Linked DNA regions of Mus musculus: regions 1 and 3 are each linked to region 2. The links are chromatin loops, found by intact Hi-C in ENCODE. Cell type or tissue: heart. All regions are shown on one strand. Links, peaks and the distances in the headings refer to the core of each region. The heading gives the core; the rest is flanking DNA. Region 1 has its middle 250 kb from the start of Gm36406. Region 2 holds the start of Foxp2 (forkhead box P2). Region 3 has its middle 20 kb from the start of Gm36669.

What was found. Peaks named below come from ENCODE experiments on the same cell type or tissue, not always from the same donor. Only the 100,000 strongest peaks of a DNase experiment are listed, where the experiment ranks them.
Region 1: it touches region 2 in a loop (14-fold over the local background); 11 of 42 quality-filtered maps call a loop at or near these places.
Region 3: it touches region 2 in a loop (4-fold over the local background); 7 of 42 quality-filtered maps call a loop at or near these places.

What each region holds. Positions count from the first base shown.
Region 1 is chr6:16,215,355-16,226,216 of GRCm38, forward strand. No RefSeq gene overlaps it. Among named protein-coding and RNA genes, the nearest start is that of Gm36406, 250 kb to the right of the region's middle. In heart, for the core only: a CTCF peak has its summit at 6,074 (motif pointing left); no DNase peak of the experiment used is centred there.
Region 2 is chr6:14,893,141-14,904,002 of GRCm38, forward strand. It overlaps Foxp2 (forkhead box P2), which reads left to right and starts at 8,209. Exons shown (of 19, transcript NM_053242.4): 1 at 8,209-8,621. In heart, for the core only: a CTCF peak has its summit at 3,984; DNase peaks (open chromatin) are centred at 5,341 and 6,961; H3K4me3 peaks cover 2,429 bases; H3K27ac peaks cover 2,441 bases.
Region 3 is chr6:16,791,720-16,802,581 of GRCm38, forward strand. No RefSeq gene overlaps it. Among named protein-coding and RNA genes, the nearest start is that of Gm36669, 20 kb to the left of the region's middle. In heart, for the core only: a CTCF peak has its summit at 6,179; no DNase peak of the experiment used is centred there.

The sequences.
Region 1 (10,862 bases), core at 3,256-8,255, 1.3 Mb after region 2:
GTTATCATTTAACTCTGACACGGGGTCATGTGATCCCCCAGTCTTGTCTCTACCCTCCCGACTCTCCACAGCATAGCAGGTTGGAAGTAAGAGCATCAGACAGAGCTGGACTGTCTCTCGTCAATGCCAAGAAACTCTCACTCCGACTTGACCCAAACTTCATAATCCTTGAGAAATATCCAGTCCTCCTACAGCTCGTGATCGTATTCGAATGGCTTGGATTCGAACATTTTATTCTTCTGGTAGAATAGTTAGAAATACAAAACACTTTCAAAATATGTCAAGTCTTGATGAGCAACAGTTAATAGGTCCTTCTGTTTTGTTTTTCCCTTGACTCAGAAATAACTCAGAGTAGAATGGATATTGTACCCTTAAATAAGAAAGTCTCAGTAGGAAGCTACTTAAGCAAATAAACTGTGTCAGCTGTGATTGAAGTCACACAAGCCTACGTTATGTTGCAGTTTGTAAAAGTGTCCTATAATAGTACTCATGAAGTGCCGAAAAAGGAAAACTGATAGACTACTTCGGAGGGAAAACCCTCTCTCTTCACAAGGGAGTTTTGAATGAAGACACTGGGATTTCCCTCTGAAGTAGTCTATCAGTTTTCCTTTATCGGCAGTTCAGGAGTACTATTATAGTTTTGTATAAGATGTAAAATCGTTCTTGAAAAACGAAAAAAAAAAAGAAGCTGTAAAACTGTTATATAAAGTAATTGTGATGTTCAATAAAGCACTTAAAAAATATCTTCAAATTTACCCCAGTGCCTCAACTGTGTTTGTGTTCTTTCAGCTGTTGCAGGATGGTAGCAATAAGTGGGTTAGTCTCTGATTATAGGGATGGCATGTTTTTATAGAAAAGGAAACAAAGTTTCAACGCATAGAAGCACAATAAAACATTTCCACTCTAAAATAATCCTCACATGACACATCTAAATAGTTCTTTGCCAATTCTATAAATGAAAAGAAGAAAAAGGCCTTCTAATAATACCGCCTGATCATTTCTCTTCTCTATATAGCACTTTTAAATTGAGACAAAATTATTAAAAATAATTACTTGGAAACACAGGGCACTACCAAAGTTGTGCAAAATCCTGAAGTAACTTCTTTATGAGCTGTATTGAGGGGAAGCTGGGTTTGTGGTTTTCTTTGCTTTTGTTTTTCATGAGGCACTTTGCATCCTGCAGCTAAGCAGTGGAGAATCACACTTGCAACTTTTCCAGGTAGCAGGAGGAGAAGTCCAAGGTGGAATATTTAAAAGAAATTTATTTCTTTTAAATATTTAAAAGAATATTGAAAAATAATCCTTGAAGCAGCATTATCATGAAAGGTTCAGACTCCTAACATCTAAATATGAAATCACTAAATTTATGGCTGTCTATAAACTATATAAAAGGACAGAAGAAAAAGCAGGTAAATAATTAAGGGAGATTCGTCTCTTTTAAAAAATAAAGTGAGCTTTGAGTTTGTTGACATGGTTCAGTGGCACTTGCCACTTGCCCCTAAGCCCAATGACATGTCTTTCTTCCCCAGAACACACACAGTGGGAGGAGAGAACCAGCTCTTACAAGTTGTCCATGGACATCCATACTTGTGGCATCGACCACATGCATGTGGGTGAACATACAAACTTATAAACACACACACACACACACACACACATGCATGCACGCATGTTCATATGCATGGCACACCAAAACTAAAGTAAATGTAATTTTAAAACCTTGAAAAATGCCAGCTTCTACTATGGTCTGTGAAAATCTTTGTCTTAACTATATTCCTCAAATATGCTCAAGTCTGAGAAACAAAACAAACAAAATGAAACGAAACAAAACAACAGACAGATGGACAAACAAGAAGCAGGAGACTCACATCCACCACTCAGAGCACAATACTTGGAACTATGTTAGAGTAGACTATTGCAAACAGTTCTCATTGAGCTCTAAACTGAAAGCGATTTACACGACCAGTGACCAAAACAATCTTTGACTATCTTGTTAAATGAACGTAGTACAGGAGGAAAATTAAATAAAACAAAAGGAAGAGCATGAATGAAGATTTAAAACAGGACAGTACGTGAAGAAAGCCAGGGACTACGTATGTCATGACTGCAGCTATACAGGACTCTAGTAAACACACGGAACAAAGCCCAGTGGGAGCCTGGGCTTGGTTAGGGATCAGGTGGAATTCAATGTGACAGTAGAAGGGTCCATGTTTCACTGAAGAATGATACCCTGGACTCACGTAGTGTGTAAACTCAGAATGTTTTATTCTGCAGAAGTCCAGCATGCTGGGTTCTCCGTTTACCAGAATAGAGAGACACCCACTTGAGCTTGCAGGCTTGATTTAAAGCGTACTAGGAGGGTAGATGACCTCCATGATAATCTGTTGAGTCCATCTCCACGGACATTCCCTCACTGGGGTAAGGGGGCTAGAAACTTGCTGGAGGAGGTCTGGAACCTGCTGCGGACCCATTGTCCTTGCCTCAGGACAAGTGGCAGGGCAGCTTCTGAGGCCTGGACTTACCTGGAATTGCTCAGTTCTCAGAAACAGAGATTTAGGCCTAGTCTCTTTAACTGCCAACTTGAAGCCTGTCATGGAATCAGTCTGGCCTTCTCAACACAGGACTGGATGATGAGATTCCCCCTATAACACTTATGTTTACATTAAATATCCAGTTTCTCCACACTGCTTCTAATTCAAAATATAGATCAAAGTGTCTCTCATGAGGGGCAGTGGCGATGACTCAGTGGCCTGTAGCACTTGCTGCCTGGCTCCCATCCCTGAGTCCCACATGTTGGAAGGAGAACTTGTCCTCTGCTGTCCACGCATATATGTTCATACTGTGGCCTGGACAGACGCACACAGTAAAAGCGCATGAATAAGTAAGTGTTTGAATAAATAGAATGCTTTAGAATCCTCTTAGGAGACTGGAGACGGTACTCAGGTTCTCTCCGACTCGGAACCTTTGTGACTCTTAGCGGATGGATCGCCTAATCAAAAGAATAAGGCGAAGAGGGACAAAGATGGTGCTAGCAGATTTCACAGAGATTTAAAAAAAAATCACAGAAAATTGGAGATCTGATGGGAATCTTAACAATGTGAATGTGTAACACACATATATAATACATATTATATACGTAATATATACATTTTGTATACATATCAGTGAATACAGATTATTCAGTAAAGGTTTCTGTATATGTGAGGAAGACGCATTCTATTAGCCTTTAATGACATGTCACTATTTTGCATACATGTCTGTTATTTACTATCTTTTACTGTAATATCTTTAGATAGCCCTGATTGTTTTTTGTTACAATAACAATACATTCAACATTCTTCTGGATATAACTTTATAAGCTCAGCTATTTTTTTCTCTTTTTGTTAGATTTCTAGCAATGTATAGAATATGGAAATCTGGGTATTACATTTTTGGTATATTTTATCATATGTCCCCACAAACGATGATATAGTAGATACATATTCTTCACATTGCTATTCTTATTAAGACTTCACATTATTAATTTTTGTAGGAAAGAAAACACTGTTGACAGTTTTGTGTTTCTTTTATGTGACTTTTTGCAAATACATTTTTTAAATTACTGTTTCTACTAATTTTTATTTTTAAAATATTATTTTATTTTTTAAAATGTTTATTTTCTTTTTGGTTGTCATTAAGTGTAAATCTGTGTAGGTGTGTGCATGTGAGCACGTGTGCCCTAGAAGCCAGACAACAGTACCAAATTTACTGGAGCTAGAGTTCTAGAACCTGACGTGGCTGCTGGGAAAAAAAAAATAGGTCTCCTGAAAAAGCAGTAAATGTTCCGAAGTGTCCAGTCCCTCACCTGCCATCTACAGTCCCTCACCTGCCATCTACAGCATTATTTGAAGTGTCCAGTCCCTCACCTGCCGTCTACAGCATTATTTGAAGTGTCCAGTCCCTCACCTGCCGTCTACAGCATTATTTGAAGTGTCCAGTCCCTCACCTGCCGTCTACAGCATTATTTGAAGTGTCCAGTCCCTCACCTGCCGTCTACAGCATTATTTGAAGTGTCCAGTCCCTCACCTGCCATCTACAGCATTATTTGAAGTGTCCAGTCCCTCACCTGCCGTCTACAGCATTATTTGAAGTGTCCAGTCCCTCACCTGCCATCTACAGCATTATTTGAAGTGTCCAGTCCCTCACCTGCCATCTACAGCATTATTTGACCATCTGTTTCTTTGTAGACTGCTACTGCGAAGGTTTTTCCACTTAGCATCATTTACATTGCTTTATTGAGTGTTGTTATGCATATATTTTAAGATAATTTTTTTGTCTTTTTACCTTAAAATACCTATTTTGAATTTCAAATGTATTGGGACGTTGATTTCTATGACGTGTCACTCATGCACAGTCTCCATCAGGAGGAAGCAGAAGTTTTGTAACCTCACAGTGTATCTCATGAAGCCTCCTTTATTAATCTCTTTCTCCATAGCCCAGGTCTTTGTTTTGTTACTGTCCTATTTTGGTGAAGAGGCACTCTAACCAAGACAACGTATTTAAGAAAGCATTTAAATGGGGGCCTACTTAGAGTTTCAGAGGGTTAATCCTTGATCTCTGTGAATTTAATGCTACCCTGGTATACATAGGGTTAGGGTTAGCCCTTCCTTCGAAATGGATATGTTAGCATCGTAGTTCCTCAATTTTACTTTGACTGCAATATTCTCAATTTCCTCTACACTTTTAAAGTATAGTTATGAAGGATACAAAGTACTACATGGCTGGCATTTTTTTCCTTCAGTCTGTTATCCAAAACCTTAGTCAACTATCTATCAATTAATTAATTAATTAATTTTTATTAATTGATTGATTGATTTGTGCTTGGCTTGTGAGGATGCATCATCTGCAATTCCTATCTTTACTGGAAAGGTTTTGCAGTTCATTTACCTTGGTGGGCTCTTGATAGATTTCCTGTCCTTTTCCTTGGTTTGCTATAGTTCTGTTATCTTAAACCTTGGTGTGACTTTGCTGTGTCCTGATTTCACTTTCTAGTTTTTTTGTTACTTCTTTATGGTATTCTCTGAGAGCTCTGAATCGACTGTTTGGTGTCTCCTGCTAATTTTCAGATTCTCAGGCATCAGTCATTCATTTGTCCTCCCCCTCCCTCTTTCTTATCATGGTACTGTGTGTCCCCATGATACATGTGTGCAGCTTTGCAAACTCTGCAGTAGTTGTGGGATGCTCGACTCTGCCCTTGTTGCTATTGTGTTAATCTTTATCGTCTTTGCTTTTCTATTTGGACAGCTTCTCTTGTGATCAGAAGAGTTCAGAGATACTTCCCTTACCTGCATATAATCTATGAGTAAGTCAATTGAAGGCCTCCTCAGTTTGGCTAAGGTATTTTTGACCTTGAGGTTTTCTGCTGACTTTAAGGCTTTCTGTTTCTTTGCCACTTCCACCATTGCTTTCTGTTGAAAGGGTTAATGATAACCCCTAGTGTAGTAACTGTAGATGCTTTAAGTTTCATGTTCAATAATTCTCAAGATGACACATTATCTGAGTCCTCATCTGATGGTTGTTCTGCCCTTTCAAAGTTTGTGGTGTGTGTGCTTGTGTGTGTGTGTGTGTGTGTGTGTGTTTCCATTTGCTGTGAATTTTCTTTGTATCTTGTTGGTATAATAGATGATCTGGATACTAAAATAAAGTGGCATATAAGTCTCCAACTCCAGCTTCTGAAAGCAGTTTGCCTTGCAGTCCATCTGAGTCCTTTTGTAAGCCTGTGATGCTGTGCTGTGAACTTCCCATGTGACTCTAACTCATCTTTCTCCTCCTCCTAGAGACTAATGGCTAGAGCAGGCTGGAGCTGTGGTTTCCCCTTCCTCTGGGTTAGCTAGAACTGGCATACACATCCATAGCCACAGCCACACACACGCACACACACACACACCAACACCATCATCCCCAATTAGTTTAGGATCTCATTTAAAAAATGAATTTAAAAAAATGGGAAGTTTCTCTTGAGGATAGTCTCAGTTACGAAGATCCACCAGCTTGTTTCCCAATGGTTACTTTTTGTCTCCCCCTGCTGGAAGGATGAGAATTTTCCCCACTGATCACTGTTGATGTTGACAAGCTCCTTAGGGTAAATCTCTCAAGCCTGAGAACTCTGCACCCCAACATCTGGCCTATAACTGTCAGACTTTTCGACACTTAGCCTCCTGCAACTAATAACTGCAGTTTAGACTTTCCCACCCCATTGCTCATTCCTATTCATCAGTGGAGTTTAGAAAAGTGACACTTCTTTGTATGGGTCTAACTATCTCTCCTACACTGAGCATTTTGCTCTGGTCTTCATTACACTAATGCCCCTTAGTTGTGAATTGTTCAGTTTTTCACCATCCAAGTTATTATTAGAATGAAGCAATACCTCCCAAACTCCCTCTGCTCCTCACTAAAAAGAAAAGTCAGCACATTTAGTTCTAAAGATGTTCACTGGTTTTTAAATTCTAGGTGGACACTATGGCCACCTCCTTACTGCCAGGTTGATGTAGTTTCTGAAAGCTTTGTAAGCATCCTTATTGGGCCTGCCTCTAAGTGGTGTCTGTTATCCTGCTGCTTTCAGAGGTTTTCTTCAATGCTGTCTCTTGGCGATTTTATTATGGAGTGTCTTCTTTTCCAGCGACTGTATGAAGTCCTGGCTTTTAAATCACTTTGGATTTGAAAATGTTTTAAGGTGCTATGATTCCAAATGTTTTGTCTCTTCAGCCATCTTCCTGTGAGACTTCCTTGGCCTATTTTTTTTTTACACATACTAGAAATGCAGAAGGGTCTAGGCTGTGATCTTCCAACTGTTCCTGAGGTCACCCCATTCATGAGGTCTCTTCCCTTGAGACTTAATTACCTCTTTACATGGTCCACACCTTAGCACCATCATCTTGAGATCTCAGTTTTAACATATGAATTTATGTTAAATTCATTCAACCATAGGAGAATTCTAACCCTTCATGAGGTTGTGTTTGGAGATAGAGTAAAGCAAATTTAATAACATGTGGTTAGAAGTTGATAGAACTGATGGCCTTAAAAGAAAAGAGAGAGGTTTCTCTCATGCTAGTTGCATGCATCAAGCAAAGGCCAAATGAAAATACAAGAGAGAGGAGCCACATGCAAATCCCCAAGGATCTTACATCAGATTTCAGGCAGGCTGGAACCCCCATCTCAGATGATCATCTTCCAGTACACTGAATGAGAAGCATTGTATCTTGACAGTGCCTATTGATAGTATAGATTCTCCAGAAATCACTTTGTGACTAGAAGAGATAGAAGGAAAATATAGATTAGGTTTTCACAGTAGTTTGTTGAAAATAAAAAGATAAAACTTAGCTGAAACAATATGCCAGTCAGGAGATTCAAAGCTATAGAATAATTAAGACAAGTAACATCTAAAAATCAATATGTTGCCAGTATAATAAGGTTCAGTTTTTTTTTTCATTTTATTTTGATAACATGGCTTCATTGTGTATTCCAAGTTTTCCCCTAACTCAAAGTGATCCTCCTGCCTTAGTGTCCTAAATTATGAAATTACAAGTATAGTGTATTCTCATCGCTGTGTCCAAATACTTGGTGAGAAGCAATTTAGATAAGAAAGGTTTTATTTTGTCTTACAGTTCAGGGTTGTGTAGTGCACCATGACAAGAATATATTGATGGAGGATGGTGAGGCTGGTGTCACATTGGAAGCAGAGACAGGAATGCTGGTATTTGTGTCTCTATTTCCTTCTTACTCAGTCCTTGAGCCCTGACCAGAGAATGATGTCATCCACATGTAGAAGTTGTTTTTCTATCAAAATGAATTAATTCTAGAACTCCCTCATAGACATGCTAAGAGGCTTCTCTGATGAGTGATTTTGAATCCTTTGAGTGAACAATATGATCCCTCACATTTCACCAGGCATGCTGCAATAGATTTTTGACTTTTGCTTTAGAAAATGCACCAAACAGCCAGGTATAAGGGCTTACTCAGATAATCTAAGCAGTTAAGAGGCTGACTACTAGTAGTTCAAGGACAGGTGAGGTTACATGTGGAGTGGCAAGCCAGCTTATTCTACAGACTGAATAGAAGAAGAAGAAGAGGAAGAAGAAGAAGAAGGAGGAGGAGGAGGAGGAGGAGGAGGAGGAGGAGGAGGAGGAGGAGAATGCAGCGACTTAGAAATATGCTGACACCAGACTAAATACACTCTAATTTACTATTTACCTTTTTATTCAGGGTATGATTGATATGTGGACATTATTATTAGCTAAAGAGACTAAATATAACATTCCAATACACTTTCAAGATAAGTTGTCCATGAAGGTAATATGGTAAAAGAAGAAATTTAGAATCTAATTATTGATTAAACAACAACTGGTAAGAACACCATATGGTGAAGGGGGAAAAACAGACAAAATATATCATACTTTTGTTTCAAAAGATATCACATGGTATCACAGACTTTCAAAATATTTATCTGAAATCTGTTTGGGATCATATTCAGTATAGACAGGACGTGTATAGGAGACCATCATAAACAATGAAATACTCCTATATAGTTAAGCTTATCTCAAAAGGCTGCTTTTCAAAGGACAGGTGAATACCTTTTTTCGTGTTAATCATGTTTCAAATAACTCGCTATTTAGAGAAATGGAAACTTTTTCCTAAAATTTCAACGACATTCACCAATATTGTGTGGCTCAGTCAAAAGTTTGGATTGATGATAGCACATGATTCTGGATGTTTGTGAAATTTGCCTTCTTTAGGAGTGTGTGAAGTATCTGAACAAGAGTCTGCACAGCACAGCACAGCATTGATGACTTTTACTGATGGGGAAAAAAGCAACTGTATCCTTGGATTGTTTGGTATTTGAATGTGTATTCAGTGTTTGGTAATTAAAATGTGTATATATTATTAATTTATTATATTATTATTTATTATACACACAAATACACACACACACACACACACACACATATATATATATATGTATATATATATATATATATATATATATATATATATGTATATATATATATATATACATATATATATATATATATTTGTGTGGAAGTAGAAGTGCAGTCAACTGCAGTTATGTGTTTGAAAACTCTCCTCTGTCTCCTATTTAATACCCGCCCCCCTTTTCTTTTCCTAAATATGTGTGGGTTTTTAAGCATTTACAGTTTTCAAGGTAATTGGTAATACTGTCAATTTGCCCACAAAGGGCATAGGGCACTGTGCTGTCCTTATAGAACTTGCAGTCTCACAAGGGAGGATAATGTAAGCATAATAATAGTGTGGTAAAGTAATGCCCTTAAGAGTGGAGCAAAGAAAGTGCTAACAGAACTCCACTCCTTCTAGGGCTAAGGCCCCAGGGGTGTAATTCAGCTAATCAGGAGGGCATAAATTCCAACTTTGTTCCATTCCTCACTGTCAGATGACAGGGCCAGAAATCTACTCCCATTGAGATCTATGACTTTTGCTATATGAAAAAAAAATTGACTTCTTCTCTGCTGATACGGACTCCTACTCGGCTTGGTTAACCTGCTCTCACTTTCCTTAGGAGGATAATTGAAGTCAAGGAAGTTGCATGGAGTGATCCGGAGGTTTGCAACTAGAAAAATTCTTAGATTTTGGGGCATAGGTAGCCTTTCATGTACAAAGTTCTCATTTTAACCTACCTCGGGCTACTCAGCTTTACTGATTTGTCGTTAATTAGGATTGAGATTTTCATTGAAAAATTGAATAGGAGTATGCTTTTCTGTATGCATTTCAGATCATGTTGGCTGAAGCAAATAATTGTGAAGGCACTGGAGAACTGAATGCATACCACAGGGAAGAACCAACCATCCCTGCCCTTGACAACCTGCCGGGGAACCCTGCTGGGCTCCCAGGTCACAGAAATATCTTTCTGACATCGCATGTGAAAGCTGCAGAATTTCTCTCCCTAACAGCTAAGAAAATACCAATACTACTTCCTCACTTTTTAATCACGTCCCAAACTTCCATAAGAAAAGCTCTGCTGCTTGCTGTTAGACATTCACAATCTAAGAACTTATAGAGGTTTAACTTCTATGTATGAGTTCTAGTTTTGCTATGATAAATGAACAGCAAATGGGGATATAGCTAAGAAAGGAAATCCATATTAATTATGGCAAAGAAAGCAGGACGCATTGTCTCTAGAATGAACCGATGCCATTATCCCTTTGTGTATCCAAGACATTTGAGAAATATAGACTCCCAAGAAAGAAAGAAGGTCTTCAATCTTATTTTAAGGAAGAAAAGACTGAAACATTTCTTCGCATCTTTTAAACATGCCACTGAATGGCTGCCAATAGGACTTCTTCACTACTAAGCATCAAAATATTAAATTAGAATCAAGAGCCAACAGCCTACAGCCGTCTGCACTTAGCAGCAAACCTTTTCATTATTCAAAAGGAGAAATAGTGTTTAAAAAACAGTACACCAGTCAGGTCCAAGAATGCCTTTGCTAGGTTATTGAATGCCTTTCTGCTCTGTTCTCTGTAATTTCCTGCTAATAAATAAACAACAAATTGAACAGCCTAAAATGAAAAGATTTTTTGTTGAGTAATGTTAAACTTATGAAGAAACCATGTGAATTCACCTGATGTTACAGTTACCAGACGAGACTCTCATGACATGGTATACTTTACCTGTAAATCTGTAGTTTAAAAGGACACAAATTTTTAGACATTAAATATCATTCTGAGGAAGAAAGAGTGTCATTCTTATATTACTTGTAACATAAAGGAAAGTAAACAATTTGCCTTTTCAAAGATGAAATTAATGAAGTCCCATAGAAAAACAGGATGCCTTGAACACCAGAGTCTTTG
Region 2 (10,862 bases), core at 2,062-7,061:
TGAAATGTAAATGAAGAAAATAGTTAATAAAAATTGAAAAAATAACAAAACAAAACAAAAGAGAGAGAAAGAGAGAGAGAGAGAGAGAGAGAGAGAGAGAGAGAGAGAGAGAGAGAACATGGTTATGACAGGAGTGCTTAGAAAGATGGTGACTGAATGGTGACTGAGATGTTTTCTAGGGCAGTCTTTATAGAGGGGAGAGTGATGAAAAAAGGTGGTATCTTTTCACTTTTGAAGCCAAGGAAGGAAATTGGCTTTTCAATTGAAATCTAGACCAGTTTGTGCAGTCCATGTCTGCTTTGTAGAAAAAAACTGCTTTGGAGAAAGATAAGGAAAAGGAAGACAGGAGGAGAAATACAGGAGAAAGGAAAGAAAGAACAAAGGAAGGAGGGTGTTAGAAGTGGGGGAGGGAAGGAGAAAGAGAGGGAAGGAGGAGGAAAAGAGGGAGAGAAGGAGGGAAGAAAGGAACTAGGGAGAAAAGTGAGTCATGGAAGAAATTGGGAAATAAAACTTTCTCAGAGAGATTGAAAAAAGATACTGAGAAGGAAACTCAGTGACTGCCTTCCTACCATCCAGAACATTTATTTATTCATCTTGTTTTGGTGTTCGTGGTCCTTTTGCTTCTGTTCATTTTCTTTTCTGTTCCTATCTTAAAACTAATTTCCTGTGGCAAGAGTATGAGAAACTGTAAACAATCTTGATAAAGATATTCTGTGTGTAAGGGTAACGAGATAATTCGGGTGATTTACTGAATCTCTTCCTAGGTGTTAAACACACCATGGTCTTTGATATAAGCACATTTTATCACAAGTTTATGATGTTCATGGTCTGGAGGATGCTACTCAGTTACAGCTACATGAGAAATTTCATGTTTTTCAAAGCTGTATTTGTAGATCTTTTTGTAAATTATCAATACACACACACACACACACACACACACACACACACACACACACACACACACACCTGGCTATGTGCTCTTTTACTGCAGCCTTAAGAAATATTATCCCTTGTTTTATGGTATACTAGAGCTACCTCTGTATAATGGTTTATTGAAATTCATGTTTTATTGAAATAATCCACTTATGTGTTTTATTTCTCTCACTTGAACATAAGTTCTGTGCAGGGACCTAATCTTATACATCTTTAATTCTCAAAATGACTACTACCATGGGTGGCATATAAATATTTGTTGAGCCATTAAATGATGCAGTTGAGAATTTGAATGCAGATTTAATGCACTTTGCATCTAACTACTAAGTTCTTTAATATGAAAAATAATGTAAATCTGCAGTCCTAACTAACATTTTAACTAGATGTTTGGATAGCAAAGAGGACAGATTTGCTGAAAAGGATATATAGCTAGAAATATGACAATGTTCTATTGGGATATATTTAACATCTAGGGCATATTTGGGAAAATTATTTTCTTTAATTCAAGAAACTAAGCATATGCTTACTGTGTGGATTACCTACAGCCAGATAAAATCTTAATATTTGACAGTATTGTCTGTAGTGAATTTTTTTTTTTTTTGAGACAGGGTTTCTCTGTGTAGCCCTGGCTGTCCTGGAACTCACTCTGTAGACCAGGCTGGCCTTGAACTCAGAAATCCAATCTGTCTGCCTCTGCCTCCCAAGTGCTGGAATTAAAGGCATGTGCCACCACCACCCAGCTGTAGTGAACTTTTGCTTATTTTAAATGATCAGCATTTTGGAAAACAATGAGAGTGGATTGGAAAAGAAGACATGGAGCATAGGGTAAATGGGTAGAACATTGTCAACTGTCATCCAGTAAGAAATCCTGAGGTGTGATGGTAAGGAAAGACTGTGGGAGAAGCCTGTGGATAATGAATTTCCAATTGATGCTGCTTTGATATGCAAATGCAGGAAAGATGGCATGCATGGATTGATGATATAAGATAGAGCTGGAAAAGAAGAAAAGAGGACAAACTGATATCATTCTACCCATTCAAATGGTGTGCTTTTAAAGACCTGTTGAATAAACAGAATTGGTTATTAGGTAGAAAGTATCTGTTGTCAAATTTCAAAGTTGTGATTCTGAAGACAAGGATGAAGACCAGACAGAGATTAGGAAAGGAAAGGACAGAATAAGGAAAAGTGGGGGGTGGGGGGAATTAAAAGTAAGGTAAGGAAGGAGAAGTGAAGGCAGCCACCAATGCACTTTTACACAACATTTTTGCTATTGACCACTTTGGAGTATCATTTGGTGAAACTTTCACAGTTACTAGAGCCATCTGGCTATCCAGCCGGATACAAACCTACAAGCCCCCTTGTTGTGGGACTTGAGAGAGTTCTTATAGCTTTAAAAGGTTAGGTCTAAGTTTTGTACTGTGTCCTGTTAACCTTTATTTCCTAAAAGGTAGTGAAGAGAAGCTTATGTGGTTCTCTTAAATATCCCTGAAGATATCAAGTCTTGGGGTTGATTTTATGTCTCTCACTATCTGTTTCCTATCAGGAACAATGGCACTGTTAGTAGTAATTCATTTCCTTATAGTCCTCCAACTAATTGGCATTTAAAGCAGCAAGTCGTCAGGCTTCCTGTCTCACATACATTACAAGGGACATCACAAGAACTGTTTCCATTTTCGGTATTGCAATGAAGTCCAAAGGTAGTGCCAATATTGAGCCCCATCAGTTTTAATAGATTAAGAAAAAAAAAAGACAGGAAGTATGTGTTTAAATGCTTTCTCTGGGATAAGAGGAGACAGAGTGGTGTCTGTTTAGAAATACGAAATAATTCAATCATCATTTTAATAACTAAGGGTGGGACTTAATCTAGACTTCTCCATTATAATTTTTGAAATTTGAAGACTTGATTAGAATATCCTGCAGTTTGCTTTGCACCTAAAACTCTCATAGTCATTTTGATGCTAATATAATGTTAGAAATATCAACAGGTAAAGGCCTTTTGTGTTACTCAGTTCTCCATATTTGAATCAATGTAGCAAGAAGTAACAATCAAAGATTGGATATTTAACTTACTCTTTTATAGACAGGCTATTTCAGAAAAATACTGGTTCCGTTAACTTAAATCATTACATTTGTTTTGGTCTAACTTGGTCAGTGGACAATTTGACTTGGTACAGTTTTAGTCAATGTCTTATCAATATAAACAAGGCATTTCATTTTCTTTCATTTGTTTTTATTTTCAGGAAGATAAAAAATTAGTGATTTTTAAACAAGGTGCAACAGTGTCCAATAGTGACAGATTTTGAGTTCTTTAGAAATTATATATCATACAAATTCTGAGCCATTGAAGTGATGTGGGAAAATTGTTTCCAATATTTTATAGATGCTTTTGCTTGAAATGTGAAAAGTTATCTTTTTTTAAAATTTATTTAGGCGGAAGCCTGCTTTTATACAGAATATCCTTAGCCTGTAGAGTCTTTCCCAGAGAAACTGATCTTTTAAAGTCACAGCTCTAAACCTTAAGTGGATACTGACTGCCCTTTGAAACACTCTCATTTTTTATTTTGTCTGTTTTGTTTGTTTGTATTTGTTTTTGTTTTTTTCTGACTCAGCCAAAATCAAACCAAAGATACAATGTGGTACATCTATCACTGTAAGATATACTAACAAAGAACACAGCCTGATTCTCCATGAAATATTGTCATTTGATTTACTGGAGATATCCATAGCTCTTGATGTCTCCCAAGTTCTGCTCAGCAACCTATTAGAAGCAAATGGTTGCTGTGGGAGCCTGGAACCCTGCAGACTCATAGACAATTTTAAAATGGTATCTCTGGAATGGAAAAGATATAGAACACTTGCTTTGTGAAATAAGAATCTGGACAGAAATATGGAGCTATGTCAAACATGGATCAGGTAACTTCTAAATTATATATTTTTAAACAGATTGAATGTCTAGGTAATAATAGTAATAATAATTATTATTATTTACTTTGGGAGAGTTCATTATGATTTATTTTATGTCCCATTTTTTGTAGTCCCAGTGCTTAACGACAGATGGTGTTGTAACTCCACCAATTTCACAACTCTATTCATTTTGACATTGTTACAGATTATCCTTGGTCTGACTCCGATGGAGCTACAGTTTTCTCTTCTTCCTCTCTGTGCTGAGGAGGGGAGTGGAAACATAAACCATTTAGAAAGAATATCTTTATTTGTTCAAGTTCCCACAACTATAACACATAAAAACAGGCCCTTTGGACACTTGTCTTTTTGCCTGTGTGAAAGAAAATATTTTCTCTTGTCTTTAAACTTTATTTGTTGTCAATAGCTTCTGGATTAATAGCATAACCTTGAAGATGGTATATCTAAAGAGAAAAACGTGATTCTGGATTGTTCATCTCTTGATTTCGAACTAAGTAGTCATTTAACTTTTAGGTTGTCACAATTACACCAATAAAACAGCGGGGAAGAAGAAAAAAAAAGAAGAAGAAGAAAAGTGGCTCATGTTTAACTCAAAGTTTGGAGAGAATAAAAGCCCAAGCCTGTGAATGACTATATTTTTATAACAACTTAAGATCAAGCGACTCACTCAGAAATAAAGGTCTATATTAAACCACCACTTCTAAAACATTATTCGCATATACTGTTTTCTTCACTTGGTCCCATTTGGTGTGGTTTATTTCGTGCAAAATTCTCTGACAGATACCACTTCAAACGAATTTATCTTTCTTTAGCACCCTAATAGAGCAGTCTTTCAGATTTTGTTGATTTGCGGTTTCGTCATAAAATAAACGTCATATCAAACAAATTTTCCTGATAGAGGTTCAAGATCCAAGTGGTGAAAACGCTTATTCACCTAGTAACCCTGATCAACTTTTCCTTGGAAGCATGTTGAATGACTTTCGCAGATTCACGTGTGGCTAGGGGCTCCTTGGCGACTTCAGGGTCATAATTTGACTTACCCTCTTTCCAAGGCATCCAGCCTTTGGTTGAAAGACTGTGGTGATCTAGAGAGCTGATGGGTGACTGGTGCAAAAAGAGAACTATTCGTTGCCGTTTGCCCTTTTGGCATTTCCCTAGGCTGCGGAAACCCGGTTTTCCTATTATGATACTGCAACTTTTTTTTTTTTTTTTTTTTTGGAGTCTGCTCGCGCGCTAAATCCCGGCCGGCTCCAGCAGCCAGCTCAGGAGAACAAAGCCTGCAGTGTTCAGGGCCACATCGCGGGGCGGGGGTGGTGGGCGAGTTCAAGGAATTGCAAATAAATATATTTTATGACCACCCATCAACAAACTACGTGCCACCGTGGCAGCCCCTGGTAGCCGGGCTGGGATTGCAGAGGGGCCGAGGGTGAAGGAGCTGTGAGAGAGGCGACTTGAGCAGCGGAGCTAGGGGCGAGCCCGGGGCCTGAACTTTCACCTCTCGAACCCGGGCCCAGCCCATTGGCTGTGGTTGAAGGTCCCAGGAGGGCAGCAATTCCGAGCAAGACCTGCTTTTTCCACTCTCTGTGTGTCCTTCCATCGGGAATGGCTAGTGGCCTAGGGCACTGCTGCAGGCAAGCTAAATACTGTGGGGCGCAGAAAAGCAGGGGAGCATGGGGTCTGCTGTGTCAGATTCCTGCGAGAATCTTGGGAAGAGTGAGCAGGCCGCTCATGCTGGGTTGCACGGCCTTCTGTATCCTCTGGAAACTCTAACTGCTTGCTTTGGAGACTCCTAGGATAGGAACGTCAAATATCCTCAAAACGTGTCTTTATGGATGGAAGAGTAAAAGACACCTCCCCCTACCCCCACGTCCATCTCTCATCCCTGAGAAAGAAATATTTTTCTTCTCTTTAGGAATTCAAACCTAATTTAGGAGGGTCCAGACTCCTCTGTAGTCATTCTTCTCTACTTTCTCAGTACACCTGGCGAGAAGGAGACTTAACTGGGGTGGGTGTATATTCGGGGAGGGAGGAATAATGGCAAAGAGGCTCTGGAAACCTTTAGATTATTCGGTTACCTTTATACACCAGGCCCAGGGAAATCCACCGCCTTTGGGTTTTCAAGGTTTCCCACGTGAGTTGTCTACTCTTCTCTTTTTCTAAAGCATTTCAAATTAACTCAGAGTATATTTTATTTAGGTTTGCTGGTGAAGCACAGCCGCCTAACCCCCCACCTTTCAGAAGCGGGGTGGGGTGGGGTGGAGGCAGCTTTTGGATCCTTTCTTAATACTAGCGAGAGCTGTTTCCTTTCTTAAAAAGATTCGGACTCTGCAGACTCCTGAGTCTTCATTTCTCAAAAGACCACTTGAAAGAGTGCGGATATCATTTGCGAGCAGAGCACTCAGGACGACCAGAGTTTTAAAGGTTCACAGAAAGCTCCCCAATTCAAAGCCAAATCTCACCCCAATTCCTCGCGCTCCGGGCTAAGGCGGACTTGCCGCGACCAGCCCTGTGGCTTATTGACAAAAGTTGGTTTCTCTAGCAAACCTGGCGGTGTGTTTACAGATGTGGGTGCCAGGGTCGCCGCTTCCTCCCTATAGAGAACTGCAGGTTCTGAAGTGTGTGTGTGTGTGTGTGTGTGTGTGTGTGTGTGTGTGTGTGTGTGTGTGTGTGTGAGAGAGAGAGAGAGAGAGAGAGAGAGGGGGGGGAGGGAGGGAGGGGTCCTTCTCTCTGCCCTTTAGAGAAAGGGCCAGTTGGTGTTTGAGGAAGGGAAAAACTAAAAAGGCACGTGTTGATGCTGATCTTTGGCCACCCCATCCCACCATCCCCTCTTGTACTGAATAAAGCTGTGTGAAAGTTCGCAGCTATTTCTCTCCGGAGAATAGCTAGAAGGCAGCCTAGCCCAACTCCGTGTCCCCCCCAACCCCCATCCCCGGCTTCTTGGCTATAGCTATTTAGTGGAAAGTTTCTGCGCCGGTGGAATCGCTGCGTGACAGATTCAGCAGCTAGGCTGCAAGCTCCCGCGGCGGCGCGTATTGAACGCCGACGGCTAAGGGTTAGGGGGCCAGTGGCCCGGGAGGGGCTGGCGGGAGAACCGCAGGAAGGAACTTCCTTCCCAAGCTAGGGTGGAGAGGGGCATCTTAGAAACACCCTCCCAGATTCAAGTCACAAGACCCTTCAGGGCCCGCCTTGATCTCCTCCGGCCCTTTCTCTGTCATCTCTTTCTTGGTCCTGCTCAGACCAGCCAGCTAGGTCGCACCACGCACAGTGGAGGAGGGACCTGGTGGCAGAAACCGAGCCGGAGCATCCCCCAACACCGGGGACACAGCTTTGAAGTGCACTGCGAGCGGGTTCTGGCAATTTCTACTTTTCTTTCATTCCTGTTATTTTTTTCTCCCTAGTCATTGATCCAGTCAGTCCCCAAAGCCTCATACTTTAAAAACAAAATTACACCTTGGTGGTGCCATCTCTTTTTCCAAGTCCCGCTTCGGTGACCTGGGCTGCGCGACTACATGGAAGCCCTAGCAGTACTGGCCCCAAGTGAGACAGGAGCCACGACAACCAAGAGTGAGAAAGGTTCTGCCTCTCCATCCAGGCCGCAGAGGCGCACACACAGGAGAGAAAGGCCAATCAGCGTGGCTGTGTTGGCGCGGGCTCCCTCTGTGACACTCTGTGCTTTAACTACCTGCCACCAAAGGCTTCGGATCCCTTCTAGGTTTTCTGCACTTCACGTGGAATCCCCTGTTTCATTTGCCAGCAGCTCCGTCTGCTGAGAGGACGTACTTTGGGGACTGCCAAGAAGCAGCAGACACAACTCGGCTGTGCCAATACAGCATACGGTTTTGTTCTCGCCTCCCTCCCCACCCCCATCCCCGACTCGCCGTCTGGGGCGGCAGGAGGAGGCGGAGCTGGAGGTGGGGAGAAGGGTGGGGGTGGGGGAAACGGGGCAGAACAAACAAGTTCTCTAGCAAGTTGTTTACATAGCAGGTGGACCTGACGTCATCCAGGAGGCTCCACCGCAAAGCCCAGCAACATTCTGGCCCGCGATTTCTCCCATCTCTGGAAAAAGTTGGGGGGGGGGCATGAAGAGATTGATGGAGTTCAAACCACTTTAAAAAAATCATCATCATAATCATCATCAACAACAACAACAACCCCAACTTAGCAAAGTAAGACAAAACAAGTGCCCCAACAGTACTTAAGAGTGTTCTAGGAGGTCCCTTCCCCCTGCCCGCCCCTCATAGGAGAAGCTGCTCTGCTCTCAGTGTGTGCATAGTTTGCATCGCCAACAACTCGCGCGCGCGCCCGGGTGCGCGCGCCCGCCGGTGCACGCACACATACACTCACATACGCACACACACACACACACATACAAGCGCGCGCGCACACACATACACACAGACACACACACACACCAACACACACATACATACAGAGATCCGGGTTGTGGGGGGAGCTGCCAGCGCGAGACAGCGCGAGCCTCCGAGAAAGCGCGAGACACGCCGGCGCGTGCAGCTCCCCGGCCGCAGCTTCGTCCCGGCCGGAGCCCGGCGCCACCAGCAGTTCATCCGTCAGTGCCCGCCCAGGGCATTTATGCCGCGGCCGCGACTTCCCGCCGCAGCTTCCTCGGGTCCCCCCTCCCCTGGTGTCCCCGAACTCGCGGCCGCGGCTGCCGGGACTCGAGCGTGGGTGTGTTGTTCCGGGGCTTCTGCCTGGGTGCACAGCGGGTGCCACCTCCTGGGACGCTGCCCTCGGGGTCCCCGATCGCGGTAAGTTTCTTCGCCCTCACTCAGACGCTCTGCACTCCGCACCCCACCCTGTCCCAAGCACAGCCACGCGCGGCCAGACTGCGACTTTGCTCCACGCTGATCCGGTCGCGCAGCAAAGTTTCGCCCCAGAGCCTGCTGCTCCGCGCTGCGGGGCCAGGGTGACATGTGTCAGATTTCCACATAGGGCAGGGGTCGCATTTGCGTCGAGACCCAACATCGCCACTTGTTGTTTCTTTGCATTTTGCTGTGTGATGGGGAAAGGGGTGTGCAGGAAAATGAGATTTCTCTGTGGGCTCCGGGATGAATTATTTATTTATTTATTCATTTATTTATTTATTTTCGTTTTGAATATGCAGATTGTTGTATCGTCCAGAGATGCTGGAGGAAGAAATGTGTCGAAACACCAGATGCGTTTGTTTACTCTTATAAAAAAATGTTTGTTGTCTTTCCCTCTTCCCTCCCACTCCCTCTAGGGAAGAGAGACAGCAGTAGAAACATGTGGTGGTTAGAAGCGCACACTTTATTGATGAGACTGCTGACCTTTATTTACTAAAGCGGGCAAGTGCGCGTTTCTTGGGTCTTCAGCACTTCTGCTTTCATCTCAGAAGTACTTATCCAGGAACCAGAGAGGCATCAAGGGGACACTTCTTTTCTCTCTAGTTAAGAAACTCCTGGCCCCTAGTGACTCCTGAGATAACCATGCATTTCTCGGGCCACTCCTGATCACTCTCTTCCACTTGTCTGCTAGCCAGCAAGGCCTGCGGCTTCCCAATGGATCCGTCCTGGTTTTACTTTCCTTCCACTTTGGGAAGTGCTCCTTGTTCTGTGTGTGGGTGTCACAGCTTGCAGCCCCTGGGAGAGGGCATGTGGGAGGGGCACAGACACCTTGGTGAGAAAGGGTTTCTCCCTAGCCTTTTTTTTTCTTTCTCCTTCCTTCCTTCTCTCCTTCCTTCCTTCCTTCCTTCCTTCCTTCCTTCCTTTTTTCTTCCTTCCTTCTCTCCTTTCTTCCTTCCTTCCTTCCTCTCTTCCTTCCTTTTTTCTTATCTCTCTCTCTCTTTCTTTCTTTCTTTCTTTCTTTCTTTCTTTCTTTCTTTCTTTCTTTCTTTCAAACCCATGAGTCTTAAGTGGCTGGGATCAGTGCTGCGAGTGAGGGAAGATCAACTCCAGCCTCCACTACATGCTCTTGGAGAGGCATTTGTGACTGTAGGTGCTGGCTAGACTCTCCAGGTGATCACAGGCACTGTAGGTGCACCTCTCCCTACCCTCAGGCCAGAAGTGCCCTGAATCTCCATCTTAACGAGGGCCCGCACCCAACTAGTGCTTGGACAGGAAAAAAAGTTGCCTTCCTAACTTTAGTCCCTAAAAACTCATAGGTAAGTGTCCCGGGACCTGGAAAGCAAAGGGCCATGCTTTTATTATTAGAAAAAACATTCAAGACACAGATGTGTGAAGGCTTTCGGTCCTTTGAAAGTGAAATCATTTTGCATTTGCATTTTGCGCAGGGTAGAGTCCAGAGGCCAAACTGTCCAGGACTTGGGGGGGGGGGGCGGTCCTCACAATCGGGATTCCCCCCAAGGGAACTAGACCCATCTGTGTATTTGTTTATTCAGCTCTTTAACCAACAGATTTAAACCACTAAGTGGACAGCTGCTAGCTGCAAGATTTGAATCCCTCCCCCACCTTTCTTCTCACCACATGTTGAAATCCACTCAGCTCCTTGATCTCTGGGCTCATTCCTAGACTGCTCCTTGCTTCCAGGTGGACAGGTCTTGGGATGTGAGGTGCATGAAGTAGCCTGGGTGAGTTCTACTCAGGGGCTTAGGGGAGGAATTAAGTGTGTGAAAGACTCCCGGTACTGTATGAGGTATGCATCTTTGCAGTCACAGATTCAAGAAGCCCTTAAAATACTCCCAACATACCCACGAGGAACATGGAAGTAGACTTACTTAGTTGCAGGTAAGCCCCAAGGGAGGAGGTGATTCCCTGGTGTCAAGTAGCAGAACTGGACATTTTCCAACTGGAAGTATTTGCAGAGATTTACTTTGGAAAACAAGTTTGACTGGAAGGCACATCTTTGCATGGTGTCCTAGCTCCCAAGAGTTTGGCTTAGGCAGCAGTGGAGAGAAGACTGAGAAACCAGTGCCTGCATTTGAGGTAGAAACTGAAGGGGAGATGGGCTTTCAGATAGCTGCATCCCAAAGTCGCAGTGTGACATACCTCGGGCAATGTTTAATGCTGTGA
Region 3 (10,862 bases), core at 3,156-8,155, 1.9 Mb after region 2:
GTTACAGTTGGTTTTTAGCTGCCATGTAGGTGCTGGGTATCAAACAAGCAGGTTCCTTAGAAGTTTTCTTAATTGTTGAGTGATCTGTCTAGCACCCTGTTGTTTTGTTCTGGTTTTGATTTCTCCACTTTGTTTTCTGGTTTTTGGTTTTGTTTGTTTGTTGTTTGGTTGTTTTTTCTCCTATGAGTGAATTCTGCAATTGTGAGGCTGTGTCTGAAATCATGCTGTCATTCCTGACAGAAATTTTGCAAGCCCTCTTTGGAACTTGTATTAGAGTTGTCTCCCTTGCATCCCTTGGTTGGGACCGCTTCATGCAAGGAGTTAATTATTTCTTGTTCTTTGTCTTTTTACAAGCTACACAGATGATGCAATCCTTCAGAAGACCCAAGTTCACTTCCTAGCATCCACACTGAGTAGTTCCCAATCACCTGTAATTCTTACTCTGGGGATCCATTACTCTTCTTCTAGCCTGTGTGAGCATCGCTAACACCTTTGCATATATTCATACAGACACACACACACATCAATAAAACTTTTTAAAGTGCAGTTTAGTTAAAAATTAACTAAGTTAAAGGTTAAGTTTAAAGTGCAGTTAAGCAGTTTAATGCCTATTTTAAATATATGTATATTTAAATTGAGGGCTTACTGGACAATACAAATATATACCTCCACACATATGAGGCCATGGTGGTTAGAGAATAGAGCACAAGTTCAAATCATCTAAATCTGTAATTCTTGTTCTGTTTTTGTTAAAGTGGTATTTGGCTTTGGAAAGGCCATTCATCTTTCTGAGAGCCGATTTTCACATTAATGAAATGAGCATCATACGTCAAAGTCCCTGGAATGATGCCTGATGTCGCTCTTTGTGCCAAGGTCAATGATTTTTTTTTGTAAATTTTCTAGATTTTCACTTGAGAGTGTATACCTTTTCCTATTATATATGAGCCCTTTTAATAAGGAAGTACTATCCACAGTGTACCACCACAGATTTACAGTTCCATCCTGAATGGCCAATAAAAATAGCACAAAATATAGTGGTCCTACTTTCAGCAGTTTATATCCTATTTGGCTTGTGACTGGCTTCACATGCATGAAATAGTTTAAAATTTTGTTTGAATGTAAATATTTTGCATTTAAGTGGGATTATAATTAAAATACTTGAGGGCTGAGAAAATGGCTTAGAAGATGAGCACCTTCCACACAAGCATGAAGATATGAGTTCAGATCCCCAGGGCCATGTAACTACCAGTCACAGTTGTAACTGCAGCACTGTGGTGGTGAGTCAAAACAGGGAGATCCCCAAGAGAATTCCAGGCCAGTTCTCTAGATCAGCTGTTCTCAACCTGTGGGCTGCAAGTGCTTTGGAAAGTTCAAATGTCTCTTTCACAGGGGTGGAAGATCAGATATCCTGCATATCAGATATTTACATCACAATTCATAATAGTAGAAAATTACAGATATGAAGCAGCCATGAAATAATTTTCTAGTTGGGGGTCACGCAAATATGAGGAATTGTATTAAAGGCTTGCTGCTTTAGGAAGGTTGAGAACCACTGTTCTCGATGCAATGTTGATCTCCAGGTTCAATGAGAAACGTAAGGTGACACATGATAGAGCAAAATTACATAAAACATAAAATGTGTCCCTGTCACATAAGGATTGTCACTACCAATTATGAAAAGTTAAAGCTTGCCCTTTTCAGTGGAAAAATTTAGAAAAACTTTTTGGATATACCCATTATCTTTATTGAAATATTGATCTGAATACTATAGTCAACACACAAACAAAAATAATAAAATTAAAAATCACAAATTTTATATTAAGTACCATTTAATATCTTGAACTTTATAATTTCTCAGTTTTGTCAATAGCATAAACACGTTTCAGATACAGCAGTCGCTCAGATAATTTCCTGGAAAAAGCGTGCTTTCCAGGCTCGTTCTAGGCATGGCTGTTGTGTATCTTGTCCTACAAGAATGCATCTATGACCTGTTGGCAGCACAATGGCATTTCACACATGTCTATTTACTTTGGCATGCTTGGTTTGTCACACATACATGAAACAGACACCATCACGGGCATTCATCCATGTGCAGTTCTGTGAGCAAGTTGTTCATCTTTCATGCTTGTGCATATTTGATCTGAGTTTTGGAAAACAGAAGATGAAACAAAGGGGCTTTTCTGACTCCAGATCTCCAAGAAACTAACAGAACAAGGTCAGCAGAAACAATAATACAACAAGCAATTTTAATGAAAATGATTATAATAAAAACACAACTGTCAAAATTTCCTATGCTTGATAGTATTTATCAAATACATTGTACATGTTTTTCTTCTGCTTTGATTTGACGTTAGTGTGTAAAACCAGTATATTTATTTTTGGTAGACATAATACTCTTCATTTATGAAACTTTCCAGGACACGAAATGTGGCTTGTAAATAATTTGGGCTTGGCAGGACCTCGTGCACACTAACAGATTACACATTGTTCTGATTAGGTACAGCAAACTTGCTCCTCCGTCTGTAGACATGTTTCAGCTCACGATGACAGCGGATGCATGATTTACAGCACACACTACTCAAGGCATTTGTACCGATTTAGTATTCATATTTATCTATACCAGAATTTAGTTATATAAATGATATATCAGGTGACTCCTGACAAAGTTTTTATGGCTGTTCATATATACTTTAAAGGAAAAAAAAATCACATAAATATGTCAAAGCCCCAAGAAAATGAATTAGCTCTTTTTGAAAGCAGAATCAAGCAATGACACCTTTCTGTATGTTTTCTGTGGCATTTTGGTTCCCTCCAAACTGTCAACAAGATGGTTCAAACATTTGCTTCAGAAGAGTAATCTTTGTCCATTAAGAAAAAATTCCTTTAAAGAACAAAGAGCCACATTTTTCTTTTAAGTTCACTCAAGTCAGAGTCAGTACCCGGGCGGGCGCCTGTTGCTCTCTTTTCACCAACTTCACTCTGATCTAAGCAGTGAGCATTCACAGCCCAGGCAAGATAACAAGCACCTTTTCCCTCTCCCAACCAGCTGTAAATTACTCCATCAAGAGAAACACTTGTTAGAAGCTTGATGTTCGGAGAAAAACATTGAAATTTTCCAAAAGGAAAACAAGAAGCCATTTCTGAGTCAGCACAGGTACCTGAATGGCCACCCAGGATGAGATGCAGCCTGTCCCTGGGCAGTCAAGTAGCGCTTTCCACTGGAAGGAAACACATCAGTTATCCATATTCTTGACATTTTCATCTCTGATCAGCGATTTCTATGATCTATAATTTAATACTGGGAGAAAAGGAATCCCTGAAGAGTTCTATTTTCTACAATGAACCGAAAAAGTTAAAGATATGAATTTAAAGCCACGTACTTTAAAAATCACTAAAACGTATTTACATTGTCTTGTAAGAGGTTCCGCTGACCTCAGAAAACTCATTGAGTATTTAAAATGGAAGATGTGCACAAAAAAGTTAAGCAAATAACTCTCTAAAATGTCACAGGATAATGAAGGAAAGGAGAATTAAAAGAAGGATTAAATGATAGAGGAGGAAATAATCAGGCATGAGGAAATGAGAAAAACCTTATTTACTTTCCAAATTGTCCAACCTTACTCTGAAACACACTAAAAAGAAAAAGACTGAAGATCAAGACTACCAAGAAGTCTGAATTCCTCTACCTCTAAACAACTGGATTCCTTTAACATTCCTTGGTCACTAATAAATACAAATTGTATCCAAACGATTACTGAGACAGAAGGTGGAATGCATCCTTTTAAAGGTCAAATAGTGCTGCACTTCTTTTTTTTCCTAAGAGCTGTGTATGACATGAGAATGCCAGATTTGGTCTAAATAGAATCAACTACATAAACACATGAGACTGTTAGCATGAGCTACCCTGCGTGTGGATATAAGCAGAAAGAGATTGCAGGAAGCCACTGCACTGCTTACATTCAAAGAAAAAGGCCAGCTTAGCTCTATTACCCTTCGTCTCCTTTGGAAGCTTTCAGCTTGCTTGTTTTAATGACAGTATCATTTTTCTGTCCTTCAATTAAAGTTCAGCTTTGAAATGTACAGGTTTGGCTGTACGCTAACCTCGGCAACAACTGCCTTGGCAGGGAAGGGAGGAGCTTGCTACAATTTGATGGATTTTTTTTTTTTTTTTTTTTTGGTCAGTTCACATAGGATGATCCATCAGGTTAACCTCTCCTTTTCTCAACTAGAATACTCTTCACTAAACAAAAATAACTACAGTGCATACCATCTCATAAGTTTTTCAAGAAATCATGAAATAAATGTCCTCTTTTAAGGGCAGTATGTTCACAGAGAGATTAAAAACCCTCCTGAATATAATACCTTTCCCGAAAGCCTGTCATTCCAGAAGATTTCATATGTTTTACATTTCACTAAAAGGAGCTAATTTTCTGTATGAATAAATAAATAAATAAAATGTTCATTCATAAAATGCTCCTAGCATGCCCTTCAGCCTTCTGTACTGTGTATTTCTGTAGCGTCTGTGTGCTATGATTCTACCAAACTAATGTCTTTTGCATGCTTGTTTGGTTCATAATTAAGTAGCTGGGTCTTTTCTCCCAACACGCAGAATGCAGACAATATTCATTTTACTGTATTGACTCCTGACTTTAAAATGAAAATAACAAACCAACATTTTCCTGAACTAAACTTCCATGAGTGTGATTATCCCAGGACTCCTCTATCCACTGAAATGCCATAAACACCAATCACCTCAGTCAGCCTGGGATACCACTGGGAGTCTACCAAGAACAGAGGAGAAAACAAAATTTTGGGAAACAAAATATGAGTACCTTTTAATCTCGTGGATTCATAAATATCCAACCAATCCCGCTCTGATATCAGAAGGATTTTTAGTCAGCAACCAACCTCCAAAGAGTTGAAGTGATTGTCTTTGCAGATTTAGTACGATGACTAAGTGGTAGGCTAAAGAGGTATTGATAGAAATGTGTACTTAATTGCCTAATAATTTACCGCCCTTAGAAGAGATATTGTGTGAACTCTTGGGTTAGCCAAATAGAACTTAAGGAATGTAAATAATGCATTGTATTTTCTGCTCCCACTATAACACCATTTCCGGTTTTCAAAATGGTTGTCTGACAGGTTCGTGCTCTCCTAGCCAGGTTGTGGTACATTTTGCAGCTTGTCAAATGTCCTCTCTGCTGACTCTCCGCCTTTTTCATCACACAGCATCACTCTCTGCTCAGCGCAGGCAGACTCTACCTCCAGTCGAACACTAAAGCTATTTGCGAGACACTCCTTTGCTCTCTTGTATTTCACATCTTCCGGCTGGTTTTCTCCTCTTGAATACACGGTTCCATCTTTCTACCTCTGGCCTCGGAAATCTGAGCAGTCTGGGTTATCTGAATACTTAAGTAGCTTTGTGACAGATGTCAGAGTGTGTCATTCTGTACTAACACGCTCCGTGCCATTTTTCAGTGCTTGCTTTCTTTTTAAATTCCTTCTGTTGTAAATTAATGGGAACAGATTGGTCTCTGAGAATGAGTTAATGTTACAGGATTTTTTTTTCTGATTAAAAGTGAAGTTTCTAATTAGTACTTCCATCAAATGGCATATACAAAAACCAAAAGAGTTCCATCATAGTATATGGAGTATCTTGAAGTTAATCGTTTATTGTCTGTGCAAGGAATAGATCAGAAACAGAAAAGAAGAAATCTGAATATTCTCATACAAATGGGAGAATGCTCTCTTTCTCACCCCTAAAAGTAAAAGAAAAGAACATTAAGTAGTTCAGCCTTGCAATTACGTGATCTAAGGTGACACCATATCTTGGGTATTATTAGAAGATTGCAAAGCCCTGGCATTTAGTGCTAGTTCAGGAGGAACACTTATTTTGGCAAACTGTTATAACCGGTCAGATTATGAAACTTTTGGAAACACAGGTGAAAGTTCAAACTTCATTCCTTAAGTGTAGTCATTGTGTAATAAAACACCCAAAATGATTCATTCAGTCACCTTAATATGTACTCGTCAAGGAGGAGGCGAGGCGAAGGCGGCGGTCTCCCTTTCTCTAGCATAACATGTTAAGTGCAGCATTCTAGTCTAAAAGGTGGAATTGTTCCTTTGAGTAAAATAATTAATGAGTCCAACAAAAGGAAAGCTGTTACGAGAGAGACCTCTAGTGGGAAACCATGCAAGTGTCTTGGCCGCCCGTTTTATTGTTTATGCTTCGTCTGAGAAACAGAACTTGCACATGGTATTTAAGGTAGTGTCCAAAAGGCAGCCAGCCAAATGCCTCCTTAATGATTAGCACATGCGATGTGTTCAAGCCATTGATGCTTTTCTGAGTAAGGCTGGAAAAGTCCTTTAGAGATGCCCAACTTACTTCTTAGACATCCAATTGTGAAAAACAAATACTAGGTGTCTAAGACATCTTACAAAGGGGTGGCCAAACACTGGAAGAATTGTTCAGAAACCAGAGGGATTCTCTCTCTCTCTCTCTCTCTCTCTCTCTCTCTCTCTCTCTCTGTGTGTGTGTGTGTGTGTGTGTGTGTGTGTGTGTGTGTGTGTGTGTGTGTTAGGTTTGAATTGTAGGTAATCATTTTACATAGAACAACATCAAAGTATTTCACTGATGCTGAGGAGGGATTAGGGGGTTTTTCAGATTTTCATAATAATAAATTCAATAATAGAATACACTAGCCATCCAGCCAGAGTCACTTTTAGGAAAAAATAAAATCTCAAAACGTCCTGGGTGCTAGACTACAAAGGTATCTGAGTACAGGTTAAAAAAAGGCTTGTCTCTGGATTGCAGAGTAGTCCATTTGACTAATGCATTTCCGAGATTGGTTCCCTTTGTTTGTCATGTGGCTGCTTTTAGTTCATCTTCCCATACATATACTTTAATTGTAGACATCTTTTAAGATTCCTTTAAACAACATTGATGATAAATAGTAAATTATGATATGTCGTCAGGCTAGAAATACAGCACTAAACTGCAGAGAATTCTGCAGTGTTTACCGAGGAGTATTCTAACTCCTAACTTAAATGAGTATTAGCTTAGCAGGACAACGAAATCCAAAACCATGTGGGTTAAGAAAGCTTTGCAGACTAGGAGAACAGGAGAAAGGAGCCAGGGAGCCAGAGTTTCAGTGTTAAGGCAGCGCTGGATTTGGTCGCTGCTCTGAGAGAAAATGGCTGTAGTTGCTTACCATACCAACTCTGGCTTCTTTACCATGATGATGGAGGATGCAATCAGCACAGTATACCTTGGGGAAGCTTTACAAATGTTCTGGTCTGTTGTACACTCCAGTGTTTGCTAGAAAGAGGAGTCAATTCTGTTTCTCCAGAGACTGATACACTAGCTATCCAGTTGCAATACTGGGATGCTCGAGACTTGAGGTCCTCAACCCACATACAGGAAAAAAGATGGGGGAGGGCTCAGCAAATGCCTGACTCTCATCCTTATCACCTATACCTATGACATTTGTACCTTCCCAAGCAAATGACAGTGAGAAAACTAAGAAGAAAACTCACAAGAGAATCTGAACACATATATAACTTTCCATCAGCACAGCACAGCACAGCAACAGTGTGAATATATATCAATAAGAATGTACATTATCTCTATATTTTCTTTGTACTTTGAAGATTTCATCTTTGTGCTTTACTCTTATGGCTGGTAACAAGTCAGTTTAAAATTTGTCATTCCACACCGCTCCATGGATTTCTTAGTCTCATTGCTGTTTTAACAACCAAGAATCAGCAAAGGAGCAAAAGATTGAGAATACACTCACAAACATGCAAAATCTAACAAAAGTCCCGTGGCTTTGACTCAGTTGTTGGAGTCTCATTGCTTGAGCAGAAAGATCTAGGTTCAGATCCCACATAAAAATGAGCGGAGATTAGTGGTGCACATCTGTAATGCAGCCCTAGTGAAAGGAGACTGGAGGATCCCAGAAGTTCTCTGGCCACCCATCCCGGTGAAATCGGTAACCATAGGTGCAGTGAAGTATAGGGAGAGATTGAAAAAGAAATCCAAAATTGATGTCTGATCTGCACACATACACACGTGTATATTATACGCAAGCAAACACACACACACACACACACACACACACACACACACACACACTGCAATTTTACTAAAAACAAGAGGGTGAGTAATTGTTTCCACCTGGGTCATAAGTTCTAAGTAATTAGCTTGTTGTTATAAACATTTTCCCCTATCTGAATACTGATGAAAAAATAAAATATTTGGGAAAACACAAACTACTATTGTGCCTTAAAATGAAGACAGCAGATGTGAGAGCTCCTGCCTGGAGAACTAATAGTGCAGCTCTAAGTCTCTAACTGGGAATTTGCCCCCATTGTTTTGGTACTCGAACCTTACTATGCTCACTTAACTGAACAGAATCATGACAGAGACTAGACAGAATATTCAGCTGACATGGCCATATTTTCTCTCTTCCAGAGAATCTGTGGACCACCAATACTCAACATCATTACATAATTGGAAGGTGTTTTGTTTTTCTTCCCCAGTTGTGTTTGCCTCTAGGCAGGGAAATGGAAGTTCTGACTCGCAGTAGTTCAAATTGTTTCATTCTCTAAGAATTTCGAACATAGAAAGTCATATAGTCCATTCATGCAGAAGAAATCACTAAAGCACCTACTAAGCAATCAGTACTATCTCTGCTTTTTAAACAAGAATATATCTTGGGGAACCGTGGGAGGGCGAGGGTATAGGGGATTTTTGGGGAGAAAACTAAGAAAGAGGCTAGCATTTGAAATGTAAATGAAGAAAACATCTAATAAAGAAGAATGTATCTGGGGAAAAAAGAGTTTCTTAAGATACAATTATTCTAAAAAAAAATCTTAACCAAGGTAAGTTTTTTTTTTCACTATAATTTAGCATTAGGTCTATCTCATGAGATATTTCAGAAGATCATAAGTCTGTCACTATTTCTGCATCTGATACATGGCAACGGGAAATAGAAGTGGGTTTTTACCCTCCTTACCAGAGCACATGTACAGTACAGACTCAATTTCATGTCCTGGCTTGCCTTGCTATTGCTTTGATGAACACCATGGCAGAGAAGAACATTCGAGAGAAAACTTACTAATTCATGTACACGTTCTCATCACGGTCTGTCACTGAGGTGAGAGGAGTAAGTACTCAAGGGAGAAACCTGGATGCAGGCACTGAAACCCAGACCACTGCTCATTGGCTTGCTTCTCCACATTCCCCATCCATACTAGAAGCACCTGTCCAAGGAAGGCGTGGCCTCCTTCCAGGGAAGGCGTGGCCTCCAGGCTGTGTCATCTGCCAATTAGCAATCAGGATGATTCTTCAGTTGAAGCTTTCTACTTAGCTAACTCTAGCTGTGCCAAGTTGGCAAAAGCTAACCAGCACAATTCCCCTTCCCACGCTACAGACAACATCTAAGTATTCGGAGACTTTACATCTATTCTTTGAAAGAGACACTAAAGAGAAGAGCCTCCAACTTTAATCTTTATGTGGCAAAAGTCATGTTTTATTTTGTCTGTTAATTTTTATTGAGAACACTTTTCATACAATATATTTTGATCATGATTTCCCCTCCACATCCCTTATGCCTCCTTTCTTTCCGAGTTTAGAAAATAAACGGGAAAATAAAAATAAGTAAAAAATAAAAATAAAAAGACACAAAAAACGAATGAATGAATAAATAAATAAATAAATAAATAAAAACAGCATGACAAACACATAACACACATGCTTGAACACACATAACATAAAAAGCACAAAAATCACAAATGATAATATACAAACAAAAGGCCAGTAAGATAAATGACTAAACAAAGCAATATGAGACAAAATAAATCTACAACAACAAATCCAACACATTGGGTTCAAGTTATGTTGGCCATCTACTGCTGAGCATATGGCCTGTTCTTTTTTTTTTTTTTTCAGTTTTTAATTTTGTTAACGTATTCACTTTACATCCTGCTCTCTGTCCCACTCCTGGTTACCCCCTCCCACAATCCTTCAACCTCCACTCCCCTTCTCCTCTGATACGGCTTCCTAGGTATCGCCCCCCACCCCCCAACCCTCAGTAGGTGTGCTTCCTCTCCTACTGAGGCCAGATAAGGCAGCTCAGGTAGTAGAACATACTCCACATCCAGGCAACAACTTTTGAGATAACTCCTGTTCCAGTTGTTCAGGACTCACGTAAAGGTCAAGCTGCAAATCTGCTACCTATGACCTGAGAGCCTAAGTCTAGCCCATGTATGTTCTTTGGTTGGTGGTTCAGACATTGGCCCCAAGGATCCAGGTTAGTTGACTCTGTAGGTCTTCCTATGCAGTTCTTATCACCCAGACCTTCCTCCTATTCTTCCATCAGAGTCACCAAACTCCATCTATTGTTTGGCTGTGGGTGTCTGTATCTGTCTGAGTCAGCTGCTGGGTGGAGCCTCTCAGAGAACAACATGCTCCTGTCTGCAAGTATAACAGAGTACCATTAGTAGTATCAGGGATTGGTCCTTGCCCAGGGCATGGGTCTCAAGTTGGGCTGATTAATCTTGGCCATTCCCTCAGTCTCTGCTTCCTCCTCCTACCTGCATTACTTTTTAGACAGGATAAGTTTTGGTTGAAAGTTTTGTGAGTGGGCTGGTGTCTCTATTGCTACACTGGGATTCCTGTCTGGCTGTAGGAGGTGGCTTCTTCAGGTTCCATATTCCCAATGTAGTGAGCTAAGTTCACCCCCATTGATTCTTAGGGCAGCCCTTACCCAGATCTCTGTTTCATCTTGGAGATGCCCCATACTTCCTCACCCTTGTCACCCAAAAGATGCTCCAACATCTCACAAAGTCTATGTTCAAAT